2 separate regions of the Homo sapiens genome follow, and region 1 is linked to region 2. A link is a loop called in an ENCODE intact Hi-C map of the cell type or tissue named here. Cell type or tissue: Caco-2. All regions are shown on one strand.

Region 1 (8,000 bases), 58 kb after region 2:
CTAAAGTAGCTGCAGCATTTTTCATTCCCAACTGCAGTGTACAAAGATTCTAGTTTCTTCACATCCTTGACAACACTTGTTATTGTCTTTTTAGTAAAGAAATTAATCATTGTAATCGTTGTAGTATGAAGTGATATCTCATTTGGTTTTGTTTGTTTTTGTTTTTGTTTTGAAACAGAGTCTTGCTCTGTTGCTGAGGCTAGAGTGCAGTGGCATGATCTCGGCTAAATGCAGCCTTAACCTCTCAGGCTTAAGTGATGCTTCCACCTCAGCCTCCTGAGTAGCTGGGACTACAGGTGTGCGCCATCACACTTGGCTAATTTTTGTATTTTTTTGTGGAGATAGGGTTTAGCCATGTTGCCCAGGCTGGATCTTATTTATTCTTTCTGTGTCACCTTGGGGTTCTGAGTGTTTCTTCATTATCTGGCTGAGAGGGCTGGGAACTGCTTTCCAGCAAAATCTGGGACTTGTTGGCAGGTGTTATCATGGCTCACCCCCATGTGCCAGGGGGCTGGCTACTTTTCATTGACTGCTTTTTCTTTTGGTGTCATATCTAAAAAACTTTTCATGACCTAAGGGTTCTTCTATGAGTTTTATAGTGTCAGATCTTTCATTTTGTTCTTACATCCACTTTGCATGAATTTTTGTTTCTAATGTGATGAAGTTGTGCAACTTAATTACTTTGCATGTGGCAATCTAGTCGTCCCGGCAACATTTGTTGAAAATACTATTTTTTCCCCCATTGAATGGTCTATGTACCCTTTTTGAAAATCAGCTGAGCATAAATTGATTCATATAAAGATTTAGTTCTGGTCTTGCAGTCCTATTCCAATGATACATCGATCTACTTTTATTTTTATGCTAGTCCAGATAGTCTTGATTACTTTAGTTTTGTAGTAATGTCCATATAAATTTTAGAATCAGCTTCTCAATTTTTGCAAATAAGTCCATTGGGATTTTGATAAGAGTTGTATCATACCTATAGATTAATTCGGAAAATATTGCCATACCAAATACAAATCAGTCCATAAACAAGGATATCTTTCCATTTCAACATTTCTTTAACTTCTTTCAACAATATTTTTATTTTATTGAAATAAGATAAAAATCTTTTTCAATATATATATTTTCAGAATCTTTTTCAGAATATAAATTTTGCACATCTTATGTTAAAATTAATTCCTAAATACTTTTTTCTCTTTGATGCTATTGTAAGTGGGATTATTTTTCATTTCATTTTCAGTTTAATCATTGCTAGTGTGTAGAAACACAATCCATTAATGTATTATTATTGTACACATTTTAAAATAATATATAGTTAATTAGGAGGGCAATGATTGATTGTTACATCTACTTATCATCACATATATCTTGAACAGACTGAAATGTTGCATTTTCTCTGCAGATATCACACTACAGAAAGAAATTCAGGAAGGAATTCCACTCCAGTCCCAGAGTCAAGAACCTCTGAAACCTCAGGAAAATATATCACGACCCATCCACCATCCTTTAGTTTTAAAAACTAATTTTGAGGAAGAAGAGGAAGTAGATGAACAAAATGGTTAGTAGAACTTTTTTCAGGTTTACAATACACATTCAAAAACCTCACATTTTTTACATATGTGTTTAACTGTAAAGGTTTATGATGTAATATATAAGGCAGATTTTGCTGAGAAAATAACTATAATTGTATTAAACTAATTTAATTCATTATGTTCTAATTTGCTACATATTTATGATCTTTTGGATTGGAAAGTTTTTGTTGTACGATAGCTGGGAGACAGATCTGATGCTTAAGTATATTTAGGTGCTTCATATACACCATGGAATACTATGCAGTCATAAAAAGGATGAGTTCATGTCCTTTGCAGGGACATGGATGAAGCTGGAAACCATCATTCTCAGCAAACTAACACAAGAATGGAAAACCAAACACCACATGTTCTCACTCATAGGTGGGAGTTGAACAATGAGAACACATGGACACAGGGAGGGGAATGTCACACACTAGGGCCTGTTGTGGGGTGGAGGGCCAGGGGAGGGATAACATCAGGAGTGATACCTAATGTAGATGACGGGTTGATGGGTGCAGCAAACCACCATGGCATGTGTTTACCTATGTAACAAACCTGCACGTTCTGTACATGTATCCCAGAACTTAAAGTAAAATGTATATCTATATAAATGTATATATATAGATATTTATATATCTACAGATGCTTATAGAGATACTAATAAGCTATGTTTTTTATATATGTTTCTAAAACATTGATGCACAAGTGTATCTGTTTATCTACATATGTATTAATAATATATCAGTTTCACATTTAATCCTGGAAGTTATAGAGATCTATGTAGTAGTTAATAATCTATAAATCACTGTCATCTGCATTATTCTAAGTCATCCTCACAAGAGTATGAACAGGCTTAGGACCCATGTCTTTTGCATTTTAGTTCATCCTTTGCCTCCCATATCAACCCAGCACAGTGGTGCCAGAAAGTGTGTATATACAAGATAAACATGAAGAAAAACTCTCGATCTGTCTTTGTGCTGGAATATGTCCTTCTATGGACTACGGGACACCATAGTTTCTGTGCTTAGGAGTACACTGAGCTATTTATTACTATTTCTGTGTGCTGCAGCTCCATGTCTCTCATGCCTACATCAACCTCGAAATAAACATACACCATCTCAACATTGAGTCTGTACATTCAGCGTCTCATTTCAAAGTACATAATACATAGCCCTTTGTTTTCTCTTGACATTGTTTTGAATACTTAAAATGTAGCAATTTGAAACATGTACTAGTATGTAAAATTATTGATTTTAGAAATATAAAAAAGTAATCTATCCATGAGAACAGTATTTGGGGTTTTCCTTTCTGGTTTATAAATTTTCAGATTAATTGGCTTTGGGACAATTTAATTTAAAAAATCTATATCCTATAGATGCTTCTAGTTTATGGACAAAGACCCCTGAAGAAATTGAAGAAAAAAGAGCAATAAAGGAGATGTGTTATAAATCTGGTAAGAAATCAAACATTTTTGTATTTTCTAATACTTGATGTGATAAATATACTAACCATTACTTTTCTTATGGTTGATTAGGGGAATACTACAGATTTCATACTCCTCCAGATATTTTGTCATCAAAAAGCATGACACCTACAGCAGAAAAACAGTTAGAAAAGCCTTTGGAAAATGGCAGTGAATTGCAAGAAGGTAAGAAATGAAAAGGCAGCATTCATAGTGATCTATAACATATACTTGGTGTGATAGACTGAATTATTTAGTATGATGTACAGAAGAATAAAGTGATAAATAATACATCGTAATTGAGCACTAGAAGAAAGTGTTTGTATTGGATGACCCAAAGCTGCTATTAATGGGATTATGTTATCCTAGAGAGGTGACAGAATGAATAGACTTCATTAACACGTAATGACACTACACACTCCATGGGGTAATGCTGTAAATAATTTGCTTTTACCATTTTATTTGTCTTTGAAATAAATCCCCCTGCCAAAGAGGTCTAGATTTTTCTTTCTGAATAGAAAAGTAAGACTAGCCCAAGAAGAACAAAAGAGAGATCACAGAATGACACTAGTGGCAGAACAGAGATTATTTGGTCATTGAATGAAAGTCTTCTGTGGACCAGACTATTTCAGAGGCCATGCTGGAGAACAAATCGAAGGCTCTGCTTTTTATGGCGCTTACCTTTGGAGAATCTGATTTACTGTGGATGAACATCTGCAATATGTTGTGCAAGTCTGTTTTGTAGCGAACTATTCAAACGTGGCGATAGGTGGCAGCAACACACCATCAGACGGAGAAGAGCCCGCAAACCTTGGGAACCATATAGGGAAGGACAGATTGCAGGCCAGCACTGCTCAGAGAAGAAAAAACAAAAGGAAACAAAAACAAAAGAAGAAAACAAGTTAGCAATGAACATTAAAAAGGGCAGATTATAAAGACAATTATATGTACTTTTGCTTTATATTATGCTTTAAAAGGCTGTTTATTTTTAAATAGTTTTGGTTAATTCCTATATACCCTTCACCTAGATTTCCTTCAAACGTTAGCATTTTACCACATTTGAATTTTCACTCTCTCTAAATATACACATTGTTATTATAATCTTCTGAATTGTTCGAGAGAATAAGTTACAGACATGATACCTCTTTGCTTTTACATTAACTGTAGTATAAATATAAAAATCAGAAAATAACCACTGATAGAATATCATTTATAACCTTCTTTTCCCACAAATTTTACCAATTATGCCATTAATGTGCTTTATAGTAAAATAAATTTTTTCCCCTAGTCTAGGATCCAATCCAGAATCACACATTGCATTAGGTTGTCATGTCTCTTTTATTTTGCTTTTAATAGTTTATTTTAGAAGAAAATTATCCAGAAATGCATGGGGAAAGCTGAGAGTATTATTTAATTATCAGTGTAGTTAGCATTTTGTAGTCAATAGTGACTCTAATACTTTTTATCTGATTGTTCATGGTGAACAGATAAAATCAAAAGTAATATTACAAAATTCCTTATATGAGAAACATATCAAACTAGATATATTATGTATATACAATAGTGTTAGATTGCTTACAATTTTTAATTGCCATTGAATAAATAATCCAAATAGGAGAATATACTTGCTTACTTCTTTGTTGACACAGAATTTAAAACTCATGTATTTATTAATTTATTGTTTATCAGATCACTGTGCAAACAATACTTGCATTAACTTTAAAGCTTTTTTACTTTCATCATGCATTCTATCATAAATTTCTTATTTAAGCATCTAATAATTTCTGGGGTGACTTTTTTTTCTTCTTATTTCTAGGAGATAGTCTTACAGTTCCGACAAAACTTAGCCAATATGAAAGGCAAGGTGAAATAAAAACATCATTGCATGGGAAACCAAAGACTGACATTGCTGCTTTTGAAAATGGAGGTGAGTTAATTTATTACTGATTGACCCTGAATATATCACCACATAATAAATGAGTCTGAATTTTATCTTTTACAACTAATTTTCTTTTTTTGTCCATGTCATGTTTAACACAAGAGTTTGGAGGTATATCACAAAATCAGTTGCTTTCAGAGACCAAAATCTCTGCCAAATACCTTGTGCGAATTTGTGTTCAGTGTATAAGACATTCCATTTTTCATATTTTAATGAGAAACCTGTGTGTGTGTGTGCATGTATGTGTGTGTGTGTGTGTCTGTGTGTAGGCTCAACTCCAGACTATAATGAATTCAGGTGTTATGTATGTGCTGTAATATACTATAACAGAGCTATAAATGAAGGAGGCACTTAATAAATCATTTGATTAAGTCTACTTTTTATTTATCTACTTATTTATTTATTTATTTATTTATTTATGAGATGGAAGTCTCACTTTGTCACCTAGGCTGGAGTGCAGTGGTGCGATCTCGGCTCACTGCAACCTCCATCTCCCGAGTTCAAGCTATTCTCCTGCCTCAGCCTCCTAAGTAGCTGGCACTACAGGTGCGTGCCACCACACCCGGCTAATTTTTGTATTTTTAGTAGAGACGGGGTTTCACCATGTTGGTCAGGCTGGCCTCAAACTCCTTACCTCAGGTGATTTGCCCGCCTTGGCCTCCCAAAGTGCTGGGATTACAGGCACGAGCCACCGAGCCCAGTGGACTTAAAGTCTACTTTAAAGGAGCTATATTCAAATATATATCATTTGTCATCACATTCTAACTGTGTATTATAGCTTAAATATTTTGGAACTGCTTTTTAGCATAAACATGTTGGAAAATCTGTCCTTTGACTGAAAATTCCAAGCGTTTGTTTTGAAAATATATAGAGATTTTGTGGGGAGGTTGAAAGGTGTGGCTGATGGGAAGAATGTGTGTGAAGAGTAGGAAGGAGGTTGAGAGCAGGTATCAGTAAGTACCAGTATCTCTTAGGCATATTGGTGATACTTTCTGCTGTCCTGGTGTCAGCCATTTTCTTCTGTGTGCCCCCCACTGCCCTTTTTTTTTGGTGCTAAGGTAATTTGATTATTTTTTCTCCTTTCTTACATCTGCAGCAGTTTTAGTCTAGCTGTTTTAGTCTAGCTGTAATTGTTTTAGTCTAGCTGTAATTGTTTGGTTGCCTTGAAGCAATAAGTTTTAGCTACAAATTAGAAACACTGGCAGTCTCTCCTAACGGAGTTCCCACTGTCTATTTAACCTATATAAGTGGGATCCACTTAACCCGAGCAGTTCTAATCGAACAGTTTGTTGAAATATCATTAAATCAGATAGCTTTTTTGGTTAATAAAAGGTTATTTTTAACCATTGATAGACTAATGGTTTCATATAAAAATAAACTTTCCTTCACGTTGTAACATTAATAATATATTACCTACTTTGTTGGGAGTTAGAAAATGTGAGAATGTCATTATACTGTCATTAGCCTAATATTAATAATATTGTTAGAGTAATGAACTAGTTGAAAAACCATACTAAAAGAATATTTAAAAAATTCCATTATCTGGTATACTAAGTTCTGGTATAGTCAAGCTTATTGATTTTCCAGGCATCATAATGTTCTCTGTGTCACTAGATAAAATAATCTTCTGGGTATGTGTATATGATAGATATATCTAAACATATTTAGGCTCCTGCATTCATAAGACATCTTTGAAATGAAGATGATCAAAACTGAAATTATAATTAATGAATTAGTATTCATTTCAAGAAAAATACTTGAGGCATTGTCTTGTCTTAATATTATTTTAATGTGTTATTGCACTTTAATAAAGTTCACAGATCTGAAGTGAATAGCTTGTTAAAATTTTACTTGTGTATGTATCAATATAACCATATTTATGGTACTCCAGATGGCTCTTTCTCTCCAAGTCAATAGTCTTCTCCCAGTGGTAACCAGTACTCTGGTCGCTATTACTATAGGCTAATTTTGCATTTTTTGACCTTTATATAAGTGGAAATATACAGTTTGAACTCTTAGTTTGGATTCTTTTACTTAATGCTCTTTGTATTAGACTGATCCATGATGTTGATTGTAGCAGTAAATCTCTATAGATAGATAGATATATACCACATATATACACACATATCTACATGTAAGACATATACTGTATATGTGTACATATATATGAAAACAAACGTGGGCATTTCTCTCTCTATGTATATAGTATATATATACACACAGTTGATACACACACAAACACACACACAATTGATTCTTGTTATTCCTGGTTGCTATATATAAAGCTGACATGAACACTGAATTAGCAAACACTGAACCATTGCTCCTCGGGGAACTATGTACACACACACATATACCTACATCTCACACAGATTATAATCTTAAATCGTAGAAATTACTCATCCTGGTATATTCTGTTTTCCTTATTTTACAAAAGAGAAAACAAAGTTCAGAAGTCTTAAGTGACTCTCTTGAGGTTGCCTCACTAACAAGCCTCAGAACTGGGACTCAAACCCCTTCCACCTCTCCCCAGAGCCAGAGCTTCTTCCACCATGCTGTGCTGCCCTCTCCTGTCTCCAGCCATTCTCTGATCATCTCTGTATGAACTGAAATGAGAATGCTGAGCACTGCCATTGTTAGACCTCAGCTAGGAATGTGCGGGTCCAGCAACTCAAAATTTTCACCACTCTGCGTACGTTTGCAAACAACAAACAAACATAAAAACAATGCATGAAAGCACCATGAGTATTGATATTGGGATTTGACAGACAATATTTCCAGTTTGGGACTATTATTAACATTCTTGTACATGTCTTCTAAAGGCCATATGCACACCTTTTCTTTGAGATTAGCTTGCTCTGTATCCTTACCCACAATTAGTATTTTCAGTCCTTTAACTTTAGCCTTTCTGGTGAGTGGCTAGTGGTACATCATTGTAGTTTTAATTTGTATTTCCTTGATGACTCATAATGTTAGCACCTTTTCATAAACTTATTGGCCATTTTGACTTTCTCTTTTGTCTGGT
Region 2 (8,000 bases):
GAAATCTATTTATTCAACAGATATTTACTTAGTACCTCCTATTGCCAGACTCTGCTTTATGTTGGATATTATTTTTTAAAAGCCCACCTTGCCTAGATTTCCTCAAAGGACCAGGTGGCTTCCCTGGTTTTGAAAGACCCTAATTCTTACTATGATCTTAAGTAAATTATATCCTTTCTGTGGGCTCAAGTTCTTTCTAAGAGGGCTCTTTGGGGCTACAAAAGAAATTGTTAGTGCAAAAAGAGTTTATAAGGTTTATAAATGGTTAGTAGAGGTGATGATGATATTTAACCATAATTGAAGATGACTTTGCATTTTAGATCATATACGTGTTTTTCGTCTGAGAACGATACAGGTCACTGAGCATACCATAAGCCTTCAGTAAATCATTTGCAGAAGACATTGCAGAAGACATAAGTCTAAGTAGAAATCTCTTGACAGAGAGAAGGCTCGTTTTGATCCTTGACCTCAAATTTAGGTTCCCTAAATCCATTAAAAAAGAGAAAGAAAAAGAAAAAAAGTTACTAAAGTTTAAATCTGGGAGGATTATATACCCTTCTCAATAAAGCAGTTTAGAGAGATCTCTTTTGGGACCCATGACACAGGTCTTGCTCATGCTGACATCTTTATAGTTGCTTTATTATTTATTCAACAAACTTAGTAACACGTATTCTATGTCAGGCCTTTTCCTGACTACTGGGACAAACCAGGGTGATGTGGGGGCTGTTTTAGATAGGGTGATCAGAGGAGGCCTCTCTGTTTGGGTGGCTTTTGAATAGAAAATTAGATGAAGTGAAGGAGTAAGCTTCTGATATTTCACTGTTTACTTGTGGTAGATCTGTGATAATCTCTGTCAGGTTAAAAACATTCCCTTCTAATCTAAGTTTCTAAGATCTATCAAAAGCTGTTTGAATATATTTAGACAATCATAATTTTCCTTTCTTGTATTATCCTAGCAGATTTTGTTGCCAAAGCTATACTGGCCATTTTAACTTAGAATGCAGTCTTTCTATTCATTTCTCTGGAAAAGTTTGGATATTGTAAGCATTATTTTTCTTTAGGTATGATGAACCTGCAGAACTGTTTGGTTCAATTATGAATTTTTTTTTTCTGGAGTCTGTATTTTTTTGAACTATTAATCATTTCTTTAATGATTATAAATCTATTCAGATTTTTACAAGCTTTATCCCTCTCCCATCATACACTATTTTTCTTACCCATGCTTTTGCACAATTTTTTCCTCTCCCTTAGTGTTTTCCTACCTAGATACCTCCTATGTGTGTCTGTGTATGTGAGAAAAGCTTTTTATTTGCCATCTTTATATTTCTAAGAATATCTAGTAATACAGAATTTTATATTCTGAAGAATTTTACTTTGCATTTTCTTATTTTGTGATTGAAAAAAGGTATTAATTTTAAAATGGTCAAATCAGGCTCCATCCTTGGAAAATACCCAAATCCTTTATTTTGATTGGGCCATCTGTTAATTAGGGATACCTTATCTCTTGCCACCACTTTTTAATGCTAAATAAATATGTAGCTAAAACTTTGACTAGAAGAAACAGTAAAATAAGATATTCTTGCTTATTTTTAGTACAGTTATTTGAACTGACTTTTAAATCAGTGACATAAATTATTTGCCATGTCTATACTTTTTTTCCTTATACTTTTAGAATGTATGAAACCAAGTTAAAAGAATTGGAAACTGATATTGCCAAAAAAAATCAAAGCATTACTGACCTTAAACAGCTTGTAAAAGAAGCAACAGAGAGAGAACAAAAAGTTAACAAATACAATGAAGACCTTGAACAACAGGTAAGTAACGTAATTTTTCTTTACATGATAAAATAATGCATAATATCGCAAGATGTTCCTTGCATTGTCTTATATAGATAAAAATGGACTCTATTAAGAAGACCCATCTAACTGAAGGGCACCCCATTCACCCATTTGCTTAAGCCAGAAACTTTGGATCATCAACGACTTCATTCTTTTCATTCTCCACATTTTCTATCATTAAATCATGTCAGCTCTATTTTCAAACTATATCCTAAATATGACCACTTCTTGGTATCTTGAGACATCACTACCAGTCTTGTCCAAGCTATTGTTTTATACCTGAATAACTGCAATAATTTCCAAGCTGGTATCTCAGCTTCCACTCTTGGATTATTTCACCCTATTTCTATTTCTGGGCTGTCTCCACACAGTTGCCAGGTAACCCTTTTAAAACATAAAGCACATCACAAAGCACAAAGTCCTATCCTCAGAATCTTCCAGTGGTTCTCCATCACCCTAAAATAAAACTTAAAAGTTCTTTTCATATCCCAAAACAACATATGAGGTCTGGCACCCAGTTTTCTTCCCAATCTCATCTTCTACTACTTTTCCCTTCATTTCATTCACAATGTTTTAACCACAGTAACCTTCTTTCAGTACTTTAAACAATCCAAACTCGTTTAAGCGTCAAGTCCTTATACTTGTTTCCTTTGTTTAGAATACTGTTCACCCAAATATTCTCATAGCTTGCTCCCAGACTTCATGTCTCTGCTGAAATAGAGGCTCCTTAGAGAGACCTTCCCTAACCCTAACCCTAACCCTATACTACTTGCCATCACTCTTTATCCTCTTACCCTGGATTATTTTTTCTTGATAGCTCTTCCTACCATCTGGCACTATATTACATCATATCATATTAAACACACATTCTTTGTGCTTCCCCACTAAACAAGGACCATGCAAGATGGAACATTGCCATTTTGTTCACTGCTGTTAGCCTCTGTGCCTAGGACAATGCCAGTTATGCAGTAGTTACTCAATACTTGTTGAATGAATGGTGAATAGAACATAGAAATTTGCCTATGCGTGCTTTTGAAAACCATATTTTAATATTACGCTTTGTTAAAAATGTGTATCTTTATAAATCCTCATATTTCCATGGCAAACCTTATCTTCTAACTTTTCATTGTCCTCAAAGATTAAGATTCTTAAACATGTTCCTGAAGGTGCTGAGACAGAGCAAGGCCTTAAACGGGAGCTTCAAGTTCTTAGGTACATCATGTATTCATATGACTACTTTGTTTTTTTCTTTAAAAAAAAAATTATTAGTTTTTATATACTCCGAATTGCTACAACTAGAGACAAGCATTTTTCGACTTTACTGCCTAACAGGCTTATTAGGTCCTTATTTCTTCCCTCTAATGCTAATCACTCTTTTTCATAATACACACTAGAAAAAAAGGATAAACCCAACTCTAAGTTTCCAGTTTGTAATTTAGTTTAAACTTTTCTAAGAGCATAGAATGAGTTAAACCTTAGCTTCCCAGAGGAAAATACTAATGAAAGAGAACAAGTAATTTTTTTACTTTCAGGGGTCTCTGTAGCCTGCTTTCATTAAGCTCCTCTTATAACGAAACCACACTTGCAAATGCCATCAGGTCAGATATTAAGAAAAACGTGAAGGCTTTTGTATTCCAGGCTTTTTGTTTGAGAATGGTGACATTGTAGCATTGAGAGTAAATGTTTACTTCGATAAAGGCTAGCTTGTTCTGATTACTGTACATCACTAGTTCATAAGAAATGCCCATATATTTTATGAAGCAATATCTGCTTTATTTTTTTAACACATTATCATTGTGTTCTAGATTAGCTAATCATCAGCTGGATAAAGAGAAAGCAGAATTAATCCATCAGATAGAAGCTAACAAGGACCAAAGTGGAGCTGAAAGCACCATACCTGGTAATGTATTTTAAAAAACATGTTAGCTACCCCCAAGTTTTTGAATTTGGGTTTGCCTTTTTTTTTTTTTTTTGGCTCAGATTTCTGATCATTGTCTCCCTGTAAAATCGAATTCCTGATAAGCTTTGGGTCTTTTGTCTCTCTGTGCTATTAATATAAAAATATTCCCATTTTTCTCTTTGTGTTGTTTATACTATAGAGTAGCAAGTACCCAAGTGTTCTTCTCTTTGTTCTCCATCTGGGTGTTACAGATTTAATCACAATACAGTGCTAAGCAATGAATACTAAATCTGTTGCTTCCAGTTTCTAAGTATAGGCTCTTTCAAGTCCTCTGAACATTTTTAAAAACTGCAAATAAGTAAATACTGCCTATATTTTTTTCCGTTTACAAAGTAAAAAGAAAATCTTTCTGCTCCCTTCCATTCCCATTCAAAAGTGATTACTAATCATTCCTCATTCCTGCATATACATACACACATATTTTGTATACATATATATCACACATATGCATACATGTGTTTGTATGTTCATATGTACAATGTACATATCCTCATTATTTGTGGATTCTGTATTTTCTAAATCACCTCCTCACTAAAGTGTGTATGTAATCCCAAATCAACACTCGCAGCACATTTGCAAACATCCACAGAGCCTTGGAAAGTTTGAATAATCCAACCTACATGTCCCCAGCAGAAGTCCAACAAGGCAGTGCTCAGTATCCTCATTTCAGTTTTCATAGAGAAATGAGCAGAGGATGGAGACAGTAGAGGGCAGCACAGCATAGTGCAAGAAGCTGTGGCTCTGGGGCCTGGTGGAAGGGATTTGAATCCCAATTCTGAGGCTTGTTACTGCTCTAGCCTTAGGAGAGTCATGTAACACTTCTGAATCTTGTTTTCTTATGTAAATAAATAGAATTTACCAGGATGAGTTATCTTTAGGATTTAAGATTATCATCTGTGTGAGATATGTAGGTGTATGTATATATATGCGTGTATGTATATATATGCGTGTATGTATATATATGCATGTCTGTACATATTTCCCGTAGCAGCAGTGGTTTGATATTCACTAATTGGGCTAACTTTATAGACCAAAACTACTATGGATAGAGAATACTTTGTTTGCATTTACGTATATATATTTTCTTGGCAAGTAACATAAAATTGAACTAATACTATACACATTTCTAGCATATTTGCCTTTAACAGTTTATCATGGACATCTTTTGAGGTCTGTTCATAAATTATCTCATCCATTTAATAATTCCATAGTGTATTATTGCATGTATAAGCACATCGAACCATTTATGTTTTGATGGATATTTAGTTTGCTTCCAAGTTTCTGCTTCTATAAAATATGATTAATCTATTGACCTAATTATGCCATTGTGATAGGATGATAGAGATGCCATTCTCTCCAAAGGATTATACCAATTTATATCTGAACTATCTTTGACTATCTCTTGTAGCTTTTTCAGTATGCTATGTAGTCCTATTACTAATTTGTAATAAAAGCCATCATGTGTGAGTTGTACTAGACACTATGCTAATTGCCTTACAAGCATTCTATATTTACAACCATATATGATAGGTATTACTGTCTCCATTTTATGTGATAAACAAATTCAAAGTGGTTAAGTAACCATTCCCTAAGCCAGCTAGGAAATAGAGGCAGGATTAAAATCTAAATGTATGAAACTCCACAGCTCCTTGGCATTCCTAGTCCTTAACCCGCTATGCTATGCTACGTCTTGGTAACTAAAAGTACATATTAAATACTCTCAAAATATGTCTCATAGCAGCCAGCTTGGTATGTACACTAGACACAGTATTAATGCTGTTGATGTGAGGAAAATTTTATAATTTTCCTTCCATCCATATACTAACCAGGCCCAACAGTGCTTAGCTTCTGAGATCAGAGATCAGGTGCATGTGCATTAAGGGTCATATGGCCATAGATAGTTCTCTAATCTTTCCATTCCTCAGTTTCTTAAGGGAATTTCTGAACCCTCAAAATTCCTTATTTCCTAAGTAGACAGATTACCTGTCATTTTTCAAAGATTAAGGCTTAAGATCAAACCAGAACTGTTTTGGAAATTCTAAATCACTGTCTATATAAATGGCAAGATAACTTTTAAGATATTTATACCAAGCCCAGTACAGTAGCACACCACACCTGTAATCCCAGCACTTTGGGAGGCTGAAGTGGGTGGATCACATGAGGTCAGGAGTTCGAGACCACTCTGGCCAACATGGTGAAACCCTGTCTCTACTAAAAATATAAAAATTAGCCAGGCATGGTGGCACTTGCCTGTTATCCCAGCTACAAGGGAGGCTAAGGCAGGAGAATCGCTTTAACCTGGGAGGCAGTGGTTGTTGCAGTGAGCCAAGATTGCACCACTGCACTCTAGCCTGGGCGACAGAGTGAGACTGTCTCAAAAAAAAAAAAAAAAAAAAAGATACTTGTCCCAGCCATGAAAATGTTTGCTGCCCCTTACTTTCGCAAACTTTTAGTATTTTATTATTTTTCAATGGCTGTAAAATATGACTTATTAAATGTAGTATAATATAAAGAAAAGAGATATCTAGCAAAGATAGCATTAAAGCAAAAATCCTATTTGCCTGCTGATAAAGTTAGAGGTGTTAACTTGGAGGGTGAATCCAATAAATTAGAACTTTTGTGCTATATTTGGAGACTTTTGTTTTCCTACCAAAGTATCAGGGCTATGTCTTACTTATCTTTGTATTACACAGCCTGCATGACACGTTTTGCACATAGTAATTGCACAGTAAATGTGTAATAACCTACATGGAATAGCCAGTGTTGTGTTGGATAGCGGGAGCATTTGGCTAGCTTATGGTTATAGTCCCTTACCCAACAGTCTGCTTTTCTTCTGTTGTACTTTTAGTACCTAACAAGTTTCCCTGGCTTTAGGATTTTTTCCATGTAAAATTTCTATCATGTGAAGAAAAAATAACTTGGCCTACACTTCTAATACCTAGCACATACCTCTTTCTGCCTGCTATGAAATTATAATACTTGATGGAGGGAGGCAGCATTAAGTGTTTACATCCTGAAGTATTTCAGCCATAACATCCAGTGTTTTCCAGGTTCTAGGTTTCATAAAATGTATCTCTGTTCTCTAGAACAAATCCATTACCTTGAACTCATTCGTAGTGGGAAAAAGCTGAGTCTAATTTGTATGACTTTTTCAACAGATGCTGATCAACTAAAGGAAAAAATAAAAGATCTAGAGACACAGCTCAAAATGTCAGATCTAGAAAAGCAGCATTTGAAGGTAATATTTAATTATATTTTAGTATCGTTTTGTGAAAACAGCTGTTGAAAACTATTTTCATTACCATCTTTAACTACGTATCCTAAAAAATTCAGTAATAACATCTTATATTTGACCTTTATATTGCAAAGTTAATTATGTTCATCTGACTATTCCTAACATATTAGAGTTAACAAAAAATTCAGACTCAACATAGGATTAAGTAGTAAATTTATTTTTTAATTGTAACAAATATATGCCATTAGTATGTTCTTAAGTTTTGGGTCACATTGGCAACAGTGTCTTTATTTTTTTTTTGAAATTCTTTTCAGGAATCCTAAGGTTATAGTTCCCTTAAAAAAATATTTGCTGTTTTACCTCTTTTAAGACTGTAAACAGGACAAAAAGGCATGGATATGAGAATTAGCTAGTGATCACTGGCTATTCTAAATAGTCACTAAGGCTTGAATTGTCTCTTCACCAGATGCCTGTCAGAAGTCCCAAAGGTTTCCCTGATCATATTAATAACTTTATAAAAAATTGATCATTATTCATTAAATATTAGATATTAGTAAGGAAAATATAAATGAAGTCTAAACCAAAACTCTTAACCAGACTAACTTCAATGTTATGAATCACAAAATCTTTTTGATTGATTGCTCTATTGACAAGCTCTTATATGCTTTTAGAGAAAGATTAAGTCCCATTATAAGAGATGATAAATTTTAGTCAAAGACTAGAACACAACTTACAGAATACATAACTGGACTTGACAGTTAACAACTTAGTTATTTACACTGTACAATGGAACAAAGAAAAATCTTAATTCTTCTGCCTTTATTGCTGTATTTGACCATTCAGGAATACTTTGGCTTTCATATTTACAATTAAATCTCCTTGTTCAAACGTAAAATATGTATATTTCCTATATGCAACTTTTAAAGATAATGTTTCCATTAGGAGGAAATAAAGAAGCTGAAAAAAG

What was found. A loop is a pair of places that touch in the nucleus more often than their neighbours do. Peaks named below come from ENCODE experiments on the same cell type or tissue, not always from the same donor. Only the 100,000 strongest peaks of a DNase experiment are listed, where the experiment ranks them.
Region 1: a loop joins it to region 2, with 8 times the contacts of the local background. A loop is called at or near these places in 4 of 110 quality-filtered maps.

The regions. Positions count from the first base shown.
Region 1 is chr12:87,991,596-87,999,595 of GRCh38, reverse strand. C12orf50 (chromosome 12 open reading frame 50) reads left to right here. Exons shown (of 13, transcript NM_152589.3): 4 at 1,406-1,561; 5 at 2,950-3,027; 6 at 3,109-3,222; 7 at 4,853-4,963. Among named protein-coding and RNA genes, the nearest start is that of C12orf50, 34 kb to the left of the region's middle. RefSeq lists an enhancer at 3,711-3,770. In Caco-2, a CTCF peak has its summit at 3,826; a DNase peak (open chromatin) is centred at 3,815.
Region 2 is chr12:88,049,390-88,057,389 of GRCh38, reverse strand. RLIG1 (RNA 5'-phosphate and 3'-OH ligase 1) reads right to left here. Exons shown (of 7, transcript NM_001009894.3): 7 at 7,230-8,000. It overlaps CEP290 (centrosomal protein 290), which reads left to right. Exons shown (of 54, transcript NM_025114.4): 50 at 1,673-1,814; 51 at 2,977-3,050; 52 at 3,644-3,738; 53 at 6,957-7,036; 54 at 7,976-8,000. LOC124902977 (a long non-coding RNA gene) reads right to left here and starts at 2,889. Exons shown (of 3, transcript XR_007063393.1): 1 at 2,118-2,889; 2 at 370-483. It also overlaps the pseudogene RNA5SP364. In Caco-2, a CTCF peak has its summit at 4,516 (motif pointing right); a DNase peak (open chromatin) is centred at 4,529.